Regions from separate parts of the Homo sapiens genome. Here all the other regions are linked to region 2. A link is a contact called in ENCODE Hi-C data. All regions are on one chromosome and are shown on one strand. Each heading gives the region's core, a stretch centred on a gene start or an enhancer-like site at or near the end of the contact. The rest is flanking DNA. Distances are from core to core; before and after follow the strand shown.

Region 1 (4,332 bases), core at 818-3,317, 1.8 Mb before region 2:
TTTCAATAGTGTGAAAAGAATACCAGATTATAGGTACTTACTTTTTGGTCTTTTTCTATTGAAAATTCTACTATAAAGGCTCTAGGGTGGTCTGGGAAATAATCAATATGACAAAGGAATCAAGATGCAAAGACATGTAACTAAATCAAATGATTAATAACTATCATTATGCTTTTCAGCAAATATTCAGTAACAAATTTACATTTGACATTGCTTACAGTGACATTCTCTATGGAGATTTAAAATGAAAATATCTGAGGCTCGATGTTAACTGGTCATTACGTGGAATAGTCTGAGGGGAAAGGTGACACTAGCAACTTTGCAATTCCTTTCATACATCTGAATTAGATCTTATAGGATATAATCGCCACCATTTTTCCCCTGTACAATTTCAATTCCTCACTATCTATGAGAGGACGAATATTTTACATTAAATGTTGGGAGTCAGAATACAAGAGATAACGGAGTATATATGACTTCTACATAAAATAGGGGGTGATATAACTACATGAGTAAGTGAAAGTACTGGGTGCGAAGACCAAGAGCTTAGGTTCAGTCCATATATCTATTAATACACTTATTCAGTCCCATTGCAATAGCTTGTCCCCCCCCCAAACCATTGATTCTATATTTGAACAGTACCATAGGATGCTATAAGCTAATAACCTTCAAGTATCTCCTCCATCACAAAATTATGTCAATGCAGAAGCAGTGTTTCTTGAGAAAAGACTTATCCCAATTTCCTAACTTCCTAATTCAGCCCAGTTGTCCACAGTGCACATATTCTCTTCTGAAAGGTAAAGGAAAAAATATTTAATTTGCACACTGCACTAGTATGCTTTCATCCACAGTGTATGTACATGATTTCATTTGCTTTTCACCAACCTATCAGAGACAAATGGTAATTATGTCTAGTAAGTGCAAACACTAAACACGAGCAGCACAGAATACAAACATATCCCTCTCTCTACACATGACACTAATCCTAGTAACTCAACAAAGGAGTTGATAACACAGTTTTGTAAGTTTCACTGGGAGCTAAGAAGAATGCCCAGTGATTCTGCCAAAGGTAACAGCAACGCCTCAATTAATGCCATCACCAATCCTAGCAAACACAAAAAGAGCTGCCTCTGCAAGCACTCAGTAACACAGATTGCCGTCCCTCTTTCAAGTAACCCCTCTAAGGAACGTGAAGTAAATTATCAGGACCAAAGCTCAAGCGAGAAGAGTCTACCTACTCCAAGGAAAGAAACACTCCTGTCACACAAACATCTCATCACTGCTGCTGAACTGGTAATACTACCACTGGACTAAAAAGTTCCACTGCTTCTCCACCTCACAACGATCCAAGAACTTCAATGACTGCCAGTGACCCGCACTCCACAAGTAAGTCAACAATACTTCCAGGCACAATGATTCCCATCTTACGCAGTAACCAGCACCACCAGACCACATCCCAGTAACCAAGCTCCACACCTCTCCTAAAACCCCAGTATTAAAATACATCATCACTGGAGGGCCTTTTAAGTCCGAAAGGTCCTGACTTGCTCCTAGCAATGCAGACTAAAGACAATCCTAAATCAAAACAAAAAGGCTCCCTGTCCAGCCAACACCGACTCCTCCCTCAACTTCGAGCTAGCTCCGCACACTCAAGTCAGCCTGGGGGCACTCTGACAGGGTGGGCAGAGGGACCTCGGAGGGCCATCTCAGCCCTGGACTGAGCCTGGACTCAAGGCTATCTTTCTCGAGCTCACCGGTAGTGAGCGCTGGGAAGCATCTGAGCCGTGTCCCCACACCTGCAGACAGTACCAGTCTCTCGGCCACCTAACACCCAAGCAAGGGGAGAGCCCAGCACCTAGACTGGGGCCGAGCAGCACGTCCCCATCCCCGGGGTTAGTTCGGAGCTTCTCCTCCGCTCTCGGACTGCCACGCGACGGCTCGCCCCTCGCCGTCCCGTGGAGGGCGCCGGCGCCCCCTGTCAGGCGGGCAAAGGATACAGTCCCGGCTCCAGAACGCCGCGGCACTGGGGCGGGAGGGGCCCGCCACGTCCGCCATCTTGAAACAACCGCCACTCGGGGCGTCGCGCCTGGGCCGCCACGCCTCGGCCTGCAGGCTCGGTCCCCATTGGCCGCACCACGCAGAGGCCCGCCCCCGCCTGCGCGGCCGGCCCCTGCGGGGCGAGAGGGTGGGGGCGAAGGGGAAGCTACGTCCCGGAGGTGCGGTGTGGGGCACCGGGCGGGGCCGCGGGAACCGGCGCCCCACGGAGCTGCTGCTGTCAGACCAACCCCGGGCCCCCATCATCACTGCGCCGCGCTTTCAGGCGCCGAGAACTACCGTTCCCGGCATGCCATGAAATTGGCCTCGGCGCTGAGGCGGGGTCCGGCCCTCCACCCGCTCCCGCCGCGCGCGAATCGCGGTCGCGAGCCATGGAGGAGGAGGCATCGTCCCCGGGGCTGGGCTGCAGCAAGCCGCACCTGGAGAAGCTGACCCTGGGCATCACGCGCATCCTAGGTGAGGAAAGGGGGCACGGTGCCGAGAGGGTGTGGAGGAGAAGGAAGGAGGAGCGGAGGGATGAGGTGCGGGGTGAGCGGTGCGACGCTGGCCCCAGAACAGGAGTGGACATCGCTGCTGGGACTTCCGTTGTTACAGAGGAAAGTGGGGGACCTGGGTTTGTGATTAGGCCTTGAAAGTGTTTGCCAGGAGTGTTCGGAGGCAGAGCTGGGAAGCCTGAAGTTTCCCCCACTCACCGCCAACCAAGGTCCCACCCAGGAAGGACGGGCAGAGACGTGCAAAGGGAACACAGCAAGCACCTGACGGTTGGGAAGTTGGATCTCCCCCTAGGAGGCATTCTCAGCCAGGGCATTATCCCCGAAACCCAAGACCTTTCTCTGGGGGAAGTAATGCACCCGACCTCCCAGGGCGACAACTACGTCGGGTCTGAAAGGAATCCAACCTTGCACCACTGAATGACTCAGAGTTTTTCTTTTATCGAACATTTCTTTGTTTGCTTGCTTGTTTGTATTTTGAGACAGAGTTTTGCTCTTGTTGCCCAGGCTGGAGTGCAATGGCGCGATCTCGGCTCACTGCAACCTGCGCCTCCTGGGTTCAAGCAATTCTCCTGCCTCGCCCAGCTATTTTTTTGTATTTTTAGTAGAGACAGGGTTCCACCATGTTGGCCAGGCTGGTCTCGAACTCCTGACCTCAGGTGATCCACCCGCCTCGACCTCCCAAAGTGCTGGAATTACAGGCGTGAGCCACCGCGCCTGGCCTATCAAACGTTTCTTTAGTACTCACCACTATGTTAGACGTGAGGTTAAAAATATGAAAAAGACACAGTTCTGTGAAAAAAATAAACAAATGAGGTCACTAGGAGTGTGAAAAGAGGTCAGTAATCTGTTACTCAGAGATGTCACAGAGGAGGGGACTGATCTTACCAGGGAAGTTAAAGAACATGTCACAGAGGAGATGATGCTAGATTTTGAAAGACATATAGGAGTTAGCCAGAAAACTAAGGAGGAGAAAGGTCTTTTAAGAAGGCTGAAAAGCATGCTTCAGTGCCTTCCCATCACAATTATAATAAAATCCAAATGTCTGTACCATGACCCACAAGTCCCTGTAAGATCTGCTCTCATCTCTTTCTGACTTTGTTTCCACTCTTGCCCACATGGCCTTCTAGCTGTACCTTAAACACACTAAGCGGGTTCCTGCTTCAGGGCTTTTGCAGTTTGCTAGTCCTTGCACCTGGAATTATCTTTCTCTGAATGTCTCGCTTCTTCAGGTCATTCAGATCTCTGATCAAATGTCATTATTTCAGAGAAACCTTCCCTGAATATAGTTCGAATAACCGCCGTCTTTCTTGCTCTCTCTTTCCTTACCCTGCTTTTTCTTTTATTCTTATAGCACTTTCACTACTTGAAATTATGTATTTGTTTGGTTGATTTTTAAAATTTGTGTCTCTTTTAATAGAAGTCCAAGACCAAGTGTGATTTAGGAATGAGTGGTTTTAACATATGAAAATCAATTAATAGCTGGGCATGGTGGCCCATGTCTTTAGTTCCAGCTACTGGGGAGGCTGTGGTGGGAGGGTTATTAGAGCCCAGTTCAAGTCCAGCTGGACAACATAGCAAGACCCTGTCACTAAAAAAAAAGAAACTTAAAAAAAATCAATTAATATAATACAACTTACTAATAGAATAAGACAAAAACTGCATAATCATCTTAATAAAAAAAGCATTTGACAAAATCTAACCTTTCTTGATTAAAAAAAACTCAACAAACTAGAAATAGGATGGGATAGAGATAGAATTTCCTCAACCTGATGAAGGACATCTA
Region 2 (4,346 bases), core at 733-3,232:
ACTTCCTTTGGCCCGTGGGGTAAAATTCGAATTCTGTCTTAAAAGCAACTGCTACCTACACAGCAGGGATTAAATCATTTAGAAAATGAAGGCTTCAAATTTATTTTCTACAAAAAAAGTTCAAACTAGTGAGATTTAAAATCACTTCAAGTTTTTTGTTTTTAAATTCTATTTTTAGGCTTTGGGATGGTCACAGAGGAAAAAGGTGGAGGAGTAAGAGGAGAAGAGGCCCAAATTTCCAATCACAGGGTCTCTGAAAGGATATCTCCAGAAGTTGTGGAGGAATTTTGATTTACATTAAGTGAATAACAAGCACTTGAAATCTGTAAGAATGCCATATCAACACATTAGTTGGAACCATAAGGCATGAGATTTTGGTGACCTCATGGGCACAGCCAAAATTAACTCCAAGTATTTATGTAACTGCCAGAGATGACAGGGCAAAGGTTGCTTATAATTTTTTTTTTTTTGAGTCAACAAATACTGCATTTCTTTGGCCAAAGAGAAAGGAAGTAGGGTACTTTCTGGTTCTATTTTGTGATATGCAACATTTACACACACAATATTCTACCCATAATACCATCTGAATGTTTAGATGACGGCTCTAAAAAGGAAAAAAAGAGTTATTTCCTGTTGCTCATCAGCTGAGAGGATGCGCTTTAGAGGTATGTGTGCTCTGCCTCAAAGCAAAAGCATTGTTAGCGTTTATCAAGGTAACATTTAAAAATAACTACCCCAGTACAAAAGAACTTCAGAGGAAATATGACCGAAGCTATCAGTCTCCCTTCAAGTCTGGCCTTGAGCTGCATAAGACTCTAGCTGCATTCTCCATTACATTGTTATCCTTATCAAACAATGCAAACAATTTTAATGAGCTTATCTACTGGAACATATTGCCAGATATGTTAATGTAAAAATGATGCCAACCGTACAGGCCAACTCATTAATCAAAAGGCTCACAATACAATGACCAAGATCAGTCCCATCCTCAAAACAGACCTCAGCAAAAGACCAGGAATCACCTTCCTACTGTAAATAAGAAGGAAAGGCTCCCCCACCCAAGCGGTGGCCATAAACTCCTTAGAAAATGCATAACAGCGCCCAGTTTTTTTCAAGTCCTTTGCAGTCCAGTCTCTTTCTAATAAACCTAGGGTTCTATGGAGAAAATTTTGGTGAATGTCTGACACTATCACCTCTGCTGTCAATCCCTGCACCAATCAGCGAGCAGAATTCTTACAAAGCTCCATCAATCTGGCGGTTTAACATCACAGACTGCAGCTTAATCTAGAGGATTCCATCTTTCCTGCACACTCTCCAGGTTAAGCGCAAACGTTTTTCTCCCCACCCTCCCGTTTTCTGCCTTTTGGCACTGCTACCTAATGGCTCCTTTAAAATCTAAAAGGGAAGGAGGAAAGGAAGTGCTACTGCCTGTCTCCCTTTGGACAGCGGGGGAAAACAGCATGCATTTTTATCAGTGTGGAAGGAAAGAGATGGAGGGAGACCCCTCGAAGGCAGCAAACCTATTCACAAAATGCTTTCCATCTGCAGTCGCGGAGCCTCAATGCAAACCCAACATGACACATGGAAACAGATACCAAATAATCACAACCGCCTTCACAAATGCATGCCTGCAGCAGGGGTCGCAGGCAGTGTCTGCTCCATTATATAACGGGCTGGATTTCCGCGCGCCCTCACGGCGGTCCCCGGCGCTGCTCTCGTGCCAGCCCCATTACCTGTAGGAACGCTCCCCGCGCACTGTGTGCTTCCGGAAAGGAATGATGGTCCCGTTATTATCCTGGATGATGTCGTTGTTGTTCTCGCCATTTGGGGACAGGGTTTGGGTCGGCCCAGGCATTGGCGCACTCCCGAGAAGGGGAACAAACCGCTGTGGGCTGGCTGGTGAGGAAGGTGGCTGCGTCTTCCCGCTCGCTCGCCTGCTCCGCACGGACCGTGCCTGCCGCCTGCTCGCTCACTGCCTTCTCCCAGCTCTCGCTCGCGCCCCGCCCTCCTGCGGCCCCGCCCTCTGGCAGCTGACGTCAGAGCGCCGGCAGCAGCACCCTGGTCACGTGGCCAGCCTGTTGCCATGGCAACCCGCTAACTCATCACCTCGCCTCAATTCGCACAGGGTCGCGGCGTGACCACGCCAGCAGCTCCAGGCAGGCACCGGGGCAGGCCTACATCTGGCATGTAAAACCCCAGGCCACCCTGCAGCCCCCCTCGCAGACTCGCCTTGTCTGAAAACCAGCTCTTCCTCTAACCATTTCCTTTCCGACCCGTGCTGCCACTGCAGCTGTGTACACAAAAGAACGATTCATGCAAAGGGGTGTGGGAGACCCTTTAACTCCTTCAATACCAAGTTTTTATGCCATGACAATTAAACTTGGTCAGGTTTCAGAAAAACCTAAAAAGGACCTGGTGGCCAGCTTGTAGAAAAGGTATCAGACTAAGGTTAAAATTTCTGCCTTTCTCCCTTTCTCCAAATAGCAGCAACCATCTCCCCAAAAACAAGCCAAAAAGCTAAAAACCTACAAGGAAGCTGTATTTCCTTCTAATCAATGTAGCCTTTAATAATGTGAGGATTAAAGATGGCAAATTAAGAGATCATCTGTACAAAGGAATCCCCAAAGAGGGTTTTTCTTTTAAAAAAAGATAACCACCATTTTACCAGTTACCCAAAACCCTCCAATTCAAATTCTTTATGCTGCCTCCTGATACAGATCATTAATTCATTGACATTTATTCTATTTCCATTTGAATTACAAAAGTGATCACCTCACTTAGTATTTGAAAGTGCTTAACATTCAAGCTGTTCTATATCCTTGCAATACCGCTTTCAAATATATTGGCTATGTGACAGATACTATTATTATTCCCATTTTAAAGATGAGTAAACTAGTAAGATTAAGTAAACTGCTTAAGGTCACACAGCTAGGAGTGGTGAACTGGAGCTTCCAAGTGACATGGTTTTATCAATGTGACTGGACAGTAATGATCTGTAATGTGAGCTCAATAAATATTATAAATCAAGGTAAGAATCAAGTACTTCCAAGATGACTGTTGTGAAAAGATAACTGTGAACAGAATTGCTAGCACTGTGCAGTCTACGGATTAGATTATAAACTGAAAAGACCCTGCATATGTTCAGTACTGTCCTCCAGAGAGGAGAGATTTTTTTTTTATTATTATTTTTTAGAGGCAGAGTCTCGCTCTGTCACCCAGGCTGGAGTGCAGTGGCGCAATCTCAGCTCACTGCAACCTCCGCCTCCTGGGTTCTAGTAATTCTCCTGCCTCAGCCTCCTGAGTAGGTGGGATAACAGGCGCACGCCGCCACACCCAGCTAATTTTTGTATTTTAGTAGAGACAGGGTTTCACCGAGTTGCTCAGGCTGGTCTTGAACTCCTGAGCTCAGGCAGTCCACCCGCCCCAAAGTGCTAGGATTACAGGCATGAGCCACCACGCCCAGCCAGGAGAGATTTTGAAGGATTCTTTGCTTATCAGCAGTGGTCTCTGACCTTTTATAGGGTGAAAAGGGAAGAATTGGGGTGTAAAAGATACAGCATAAATATATGTGTCATAAAGTATTAAGCTATGACTCACTCCTTCACATCACTGTATGGTTTATCAGCTTTATCATTTTGTGATACAGATATTAAAAACAAGTAAACACTTTGTCATTCCTGACAATTCTTCAGCATATGTCCCTGGTAATAAGTTATTTCTGGTATCAAGTTTCTGGAATTAGAATCAAATGTTTTACAACCCAGATGGTAAGGATAATCTCAAACAAGGGGCCCTACTTATTTTCCTTCCTATTTTATACTTTCCTCTTGGGCTATTATTTTAATAATTTTATCTTTTGCTTCTCCAGTTAGTCCACAGTGCACAAGTTGATTCCTTCGTCCACATCTCACTTTACATAAGATTTTTTTTCTTATACAATCAGATCCAATTCTGACCTAAGACTTACAAGGTACACAGATGAATATCTAAGTATCAAAGATACACACCAAGCTTCACATTGCACTATGAGCTAAAGGGGCATGAGAGTGTAGTCATTCTTGCAAAGACCCATGCTTCCTCTTACTGTTTCTGTTACTTGACCTGCTGCTGTCAATTTCCTTACTAATTTGCTTCCTTTCACAAAACTTCCCCTTTTTGGGGGGACAGTCTGAAATTGAAAGGCACAGTCTACAAATCAAATATTTAATGTCCTCAGAGTATGTTCTCAATCTGGGTTCTTTAGTACAGATCACTTTTCCATGATCCCATATTTAAGTAGTATGTAAAACATAATTTGTGTCATTGTGGGGACTAAATTTGTCAGAATTTGAATGCATAGTTCATTG
Region 3 (4,436 bases), core at 1,225-3,724, 1.6 Mb before region 2:
ATATGAAAAATATAGATCCAATAATAAATACAGCAGTGTCCATTTACTAATGGCTTACTAATTGCCAAGTACTCAGCATGTATTTATTTCCACAGAATAACAGAAATAAGGGTTATTTAGGAGAATGGTGAGGACATGGACTCTGGAGCTAGACCACCTAAACTGTAGAACCAGCTCCACCATATATTAGCTGTGGGACCTTGGGCAAGGTGCTTCAACTCCCTGTGCCTCAGCTTCCCCTCCTGTCACACAGCATTAATTACAGTACCTATATCGTGACATAATAGCAAAAATGGAGTTTGTACACTTGCAGTGCTTAGCATACTGCCTGGCAGATGATTAAGTGTTCCGTAAAGGCTAGCTGTTGTTGTGGCTGTTACTGTTATATTCATCTTTGCACTATATGGTACAACTCTCTTCATTTTACATCACACAGTTGGCACCACATCTTTAAATCCTATCATTTTTATTTAAAAACATAAAGAGTTGCTATTTATTCAGTGCCTACTATGAGCCAATGGCCATATATAAATTGGCACATAGCTATTTTGGGAGAGCTGGGTTCTGAACTTGCCCTCCCATGCTTCAATACCTCCACATCCTATGCCCAAGACCACAGTGATTCTAAACACCCCTCTGGTGAGGATTTGTGGAGACTGAGTGCTTCCCACTCCTTAGGAGCGGTAGTCTGTTCTCTGCCAGGTGCAGGCTGAGCTTCCAGTGCTGGTCTCTGCACCCTGCCCCACAACAAACCCCTGCCAGACTTCTCCCTGCAGCTCAAGTGGGCTCTCCACTGCCGCATCAGTACTCCTGGCCTGGAGCCCACCTAAGCATGGTCTCTTTTGCTCCTGGAACCAGCTGAGGCTAGGCCACATCTTCTCTCTGCTGCTCAAGGGTCAAGTATGTCTGTAGGTCAGACTACTGTTCTCCTGACTACAAGCTCAAGGCTTGGCTACAACTCCTGACTCCCACAAGACCCATTTATATATCCTTATCACTTTGCATTTATTAGAATGAGGACTTCTGTGAAACATACATTAGTCAATTTTTCTGTAACCCTAGTGTAACTTACATGGAAAAAAATTAGCAATTCTTATATGTAACTTTTTTCCTTCTTGACCATCAGTTGAAAGTATCGGCAGCCAAGAGGAGAGTTGCCCACTGCTGCTTCTCAATGCAGATTCCTCAGCTCCACTTGAACATTTCTGGTGAGACTGTGCCAGGTTCCTCTTCCTCTGAACAGGTTCGTGAAGCCTGGATGTAGACTGTCACACCTCTCTTATATAATCATTGTTCTCTCTTGCCAACTTGTTTTATGCTGGTGTCACATTCCATTATGTCAATTTTTTGGAGTGATGGATGTGTATGAAGCCGATTAGAATTGGATTTGTTGGCATTTCAGTTACTGAGAGTAGCATGAGATTAAGTCAAGGCTTGGTCCCCTAAAAGTGTTCAAGCATATTTCCTGAGAATTTGAAGCGTGAAACTTTGCTAAACGGACTTAAAATCAAAAAAAAGACTCTACTGTAAACCATGTAGTAGCCCAGAGTAACCAGTCAGCTGTGAAAGACAATTCATATCTCATTTAAGGAATCTGTTTCCATGACATTTGTTTGTAAAATGCCAATGGATTTTTTTAAACTAGAAATATATTCTATAGATCTGTGTTTTAGCTGATTATATTCTCTGAAAAAGAGTCAATTTTGACCCATGCACATGAATATTTAAGGTAGGTGCACAGAGTTCCAAATGCTTCTAAGAAAACTACCCTTTCCAATAGCCAAAACACTCTCTATCTCAGCATCATGTGGATTACATAACCAACGATCTGCCTTCCCCTAAGGCAGAATTTCTCAGATTCAACACTACTGACATTTTAAAACAGATAATTATTTGTTTGGCAGGGGGCTATCCTGCACTAAGTAGAACAGCATTCCTGGACTCCACCCACTAGATGCCAGCAGCACCACCCCGTCCCAGTTATAACAACCAAAAATGTGTCCAGATGTCTCCTAGGTGGCAAAATCACCCCGGTCAAGAACCACTGCCCGAAGGGACCACTGGGACCAATCCCGGCCTGCACAGTCCAATCTTCCCTGGACTCATCACATAGTCCCCTCCCTCTCCATGTGTCCCTCAATCTGGCTTATCTCTTGCCCTTCTCCGACCCCTCAATCTTCCTCTGTGCCCTGGGAACTCATGATCAGCCATCAGCAAAGTCCCCTATAGTCTCTATCTCTTCATGGAATATTCCTTTGACTTCCTTGCTCTAACACCAAATCTAAGAATACTGTTCCCCATAGCCCTCACACATAACACAGTGGATTCTTCTCTCATATGCCACATACTCTCCTTTGCCAATTTCCCCCAACCTCCCTCAAGAAACCCAGACCCTTGGGACAGGGGTTGGCAAACTACAGCCTGTGGGCTACATCTGGCCTACCACCTGTTTTTATACGGCCTGTGAGCTAAGAGTGGTTTTCACATTTTTAATGGTTGAAAAAAAATCAAAAGAATAATATTTCATGACATGTAAAATTCAAATCTCAGTGTCTATAAATAAAATGTCACTGGAATGCAGCCATGCTCATGCCAGTACCAGTGGCTGATGGCTGTTGACGTGCTACAAAGGCAGAATTCAGTTGAGTAGTTGCAATAGAGACCGTCTGGTACTCCAAGTTTAACATGTTACTTGGCCCTTGACAGAGAAAGTTTGCAGACCCTGCTGCTGAGGCACGTGGCACTAGTCTGGACCCTCCACTCCCTAACCAGTTGTCAACATCCACTATCTGCCAGGTCACTCTTCCACGTATATTAAAATATACACATGACTGAAAGCTGCATGGCACAACTGTTAACATTAGTGACTAAATGAAGTTCAAAATTACTTCTATAGTTTGGAATGTTGTGTGGAAATCAGCAGGATGAAACTGAAAGTTCACGTGTTAAGTCCCATGCAGTGTTTGGTATCAGAAGGACTGACACACAGAGCAGGAAGCAGCCCTGTTTTTGTCAACAGAGGAAGAACCAGGATAAACAGAATAGTTCAAGGGCAGATGGGGTACCTCAGGAGAAAGAGCACCCATGCCTGGAAGTGTACCCCATCTCTTGGGAACTTGACAGAAAGGGCTCCTGCTTTGGGCTAAATTTTAAGAACTTTCTAGCACTAAGATTTTTTCCCCTTCCAATGAAATTTGTAAACTTTAAGTGCAAAGATGAAACTCATTATGACACACATGGTCCCATAAAGATGCTTTTAGTTGACCAATGACCAATAAACTTGTACCTTACTGGGCAAATGCTCAGTGTAGAGTTGTATTTCCTAAGAAACCAAAGCAAACAAATCTGAGTTCAAGCTCTTATTAGTCTTTATTAGAATTAAAGCACATAGCTGGCTTAAGTCTACAGGGAGACTAAGCATTTCTCTCCAAGTCTTTGAATTTTTGTATTTACCTCAAACAAAAAAATACCTACAAGGAATGTAAATCAAATTGTCTCTCTAATCATCTCGCTTGAAGAATATGTTTAGGAGTGGTTGGCTGGGATGTGGTTGACTGGGAAGGAGTCTGTATACTTTGGATATTAAGAGCCAAGGGCCCAGCCCTTGGTCATAGCCCTTAGTCCTGTGATTTGGAATAGGCACTTAGCCCCATCTGTTTTCTCACTTGTACAATGAGGTTAATAAAACCTGTCCTGTCTGAATCTTACAGAGGATGATCGTGAGAGTTAAATTCAAATGATGCAAAAGGACCATCTGAGTGGAGACTGCCCTATATTTTTTTAGAACAATATGAACCCCTTTCTAAAACATATTTCTCCCTTCTTTACAAAAGTTGGCATCACTTGGGTGACTGAGTTATAAAATCTAGCCCCAAATCCTTCATATGTGGCATCTGAAGGCATGTTGCTATAAGCTAGCGTTAGGTGCGGCCAGGGCGTTTGCAGGGATGAAGAGCAATGTGCATATATGTACATGAGGCAGCTTCTGTGTCTTTCAAGGTCTGCAGGGGACAGAACACAATGAGCCACTTGACTCTGAGGTACTGTTTGAGGCACAGATGTTGAGCAGGTGACTAAGCTATGCAGGAAGAAATCATTTCCCAATCAGCATTTCACCACTGCATTCCCACTATCGCACTCCCACCTCATCAAAATCATGCCGTCACTTTGGGGCCACAGGCAAAATCCCTCCAACAGGCTTCGTAAATGAAGTCACTTCATAATCATCAATCTAGATAGATAAAACATCACCTATCTTTACAAGCTGCAAAGTATATTTTGCTCAAATGCTACTAAATTAATGTTGAAGTAATAATTCCAGTAAAGTGAAATTCCAAAAAGAATGAAGCAAACAGCATTCAGAGTGGCATCTCTGGCCTCCTGTTTCAGATCCTACCGAGCCCAGCACTTCAAGACTGTGAACCGTGCCCAGGATG

Evidence for each region. A loop is a pair of places that touch in the nucleus more often than their neighbours do. Pooled maps may share reads with other maps.
Region 1: a loop to region 2 is called in a map of CD8-positive, alpha-beta T cell, with 27 times the contacts of the local background. The contact joins the promoter of KIAA1328 here to the promoter of MAPRE2 in region 2. A Hi-C loop is called at or near these places in 2 of 168 maps with a recorded cell type or tissue (CD8-positive, alpha-beta T cell and naive thymus-derived CD4-positive, alpha-beta T cell), 3 of 37 single-sample maps with no recorded cell type and 14 of 50 pooled maps.
Region 3: a map with no recorded cell type shows a loop between it and region 2 (4-fold over the local background). The contact joins the enhancer-like site here to the promoter of MAPRE2 in region 2. A Hi-C loop is called at or near these places in 4 of 37 single-sample maps with no recorded cell type and 4 of 50 pooled maps.

What each region holds. Positions count from the first base shown.
Region 1 is chr18:36,826,862-36,831,193 of GRCh38, reverse strand. KIAA1328 reads right to left here and starts at 2,067. Exons shown (of 10, transcript NM_020776.3): 1 at 1,998-2,067. The coding sequence starts at 2,055. TPGS2 (tubulin polyglutamylase complex subunit 2) reads left to right here and starts at 2,192. Exons shown (of 7, transcript NM_015476.4): 1 at 2,192-2,511. The coding sequence starts at 2,427. RefSeq lists a silencer at 1,833-2,432 and enhancers at 1,830-2,622, 2,723-2,832.
Region 2 is chr18:35,039,049-35,043,394 of GRCh38, reverse strand. It overlaps MAPRE2 (microtubule associated protein RP/EB family member 2), which reads right to left and starts at 1,982. Exons shown (of 7, transcript NM_014268.4): 1 at 1,734-1,982. The coding sequence starts at 1,855. RefSeq lists an enhancer at 1,873-2,022.
Region 3 is chr18:36,627,454-36,631,889 of GRCh38, reverse strand. The region is part of intron 10 of FHOD3 (formin homology 2 domain containing 3); the gene reads right to left. Among named protein-coding and RNA genes, the nearest start is that of TPGS2, 200 kb to the left of the region's middle. Within about 2 kb of position 2,474, at least 3 of the 41 ENCODE cell types and tissues checked have a DNase peak (open chromatin) inside an H3K27ac peak, as active enhancers do.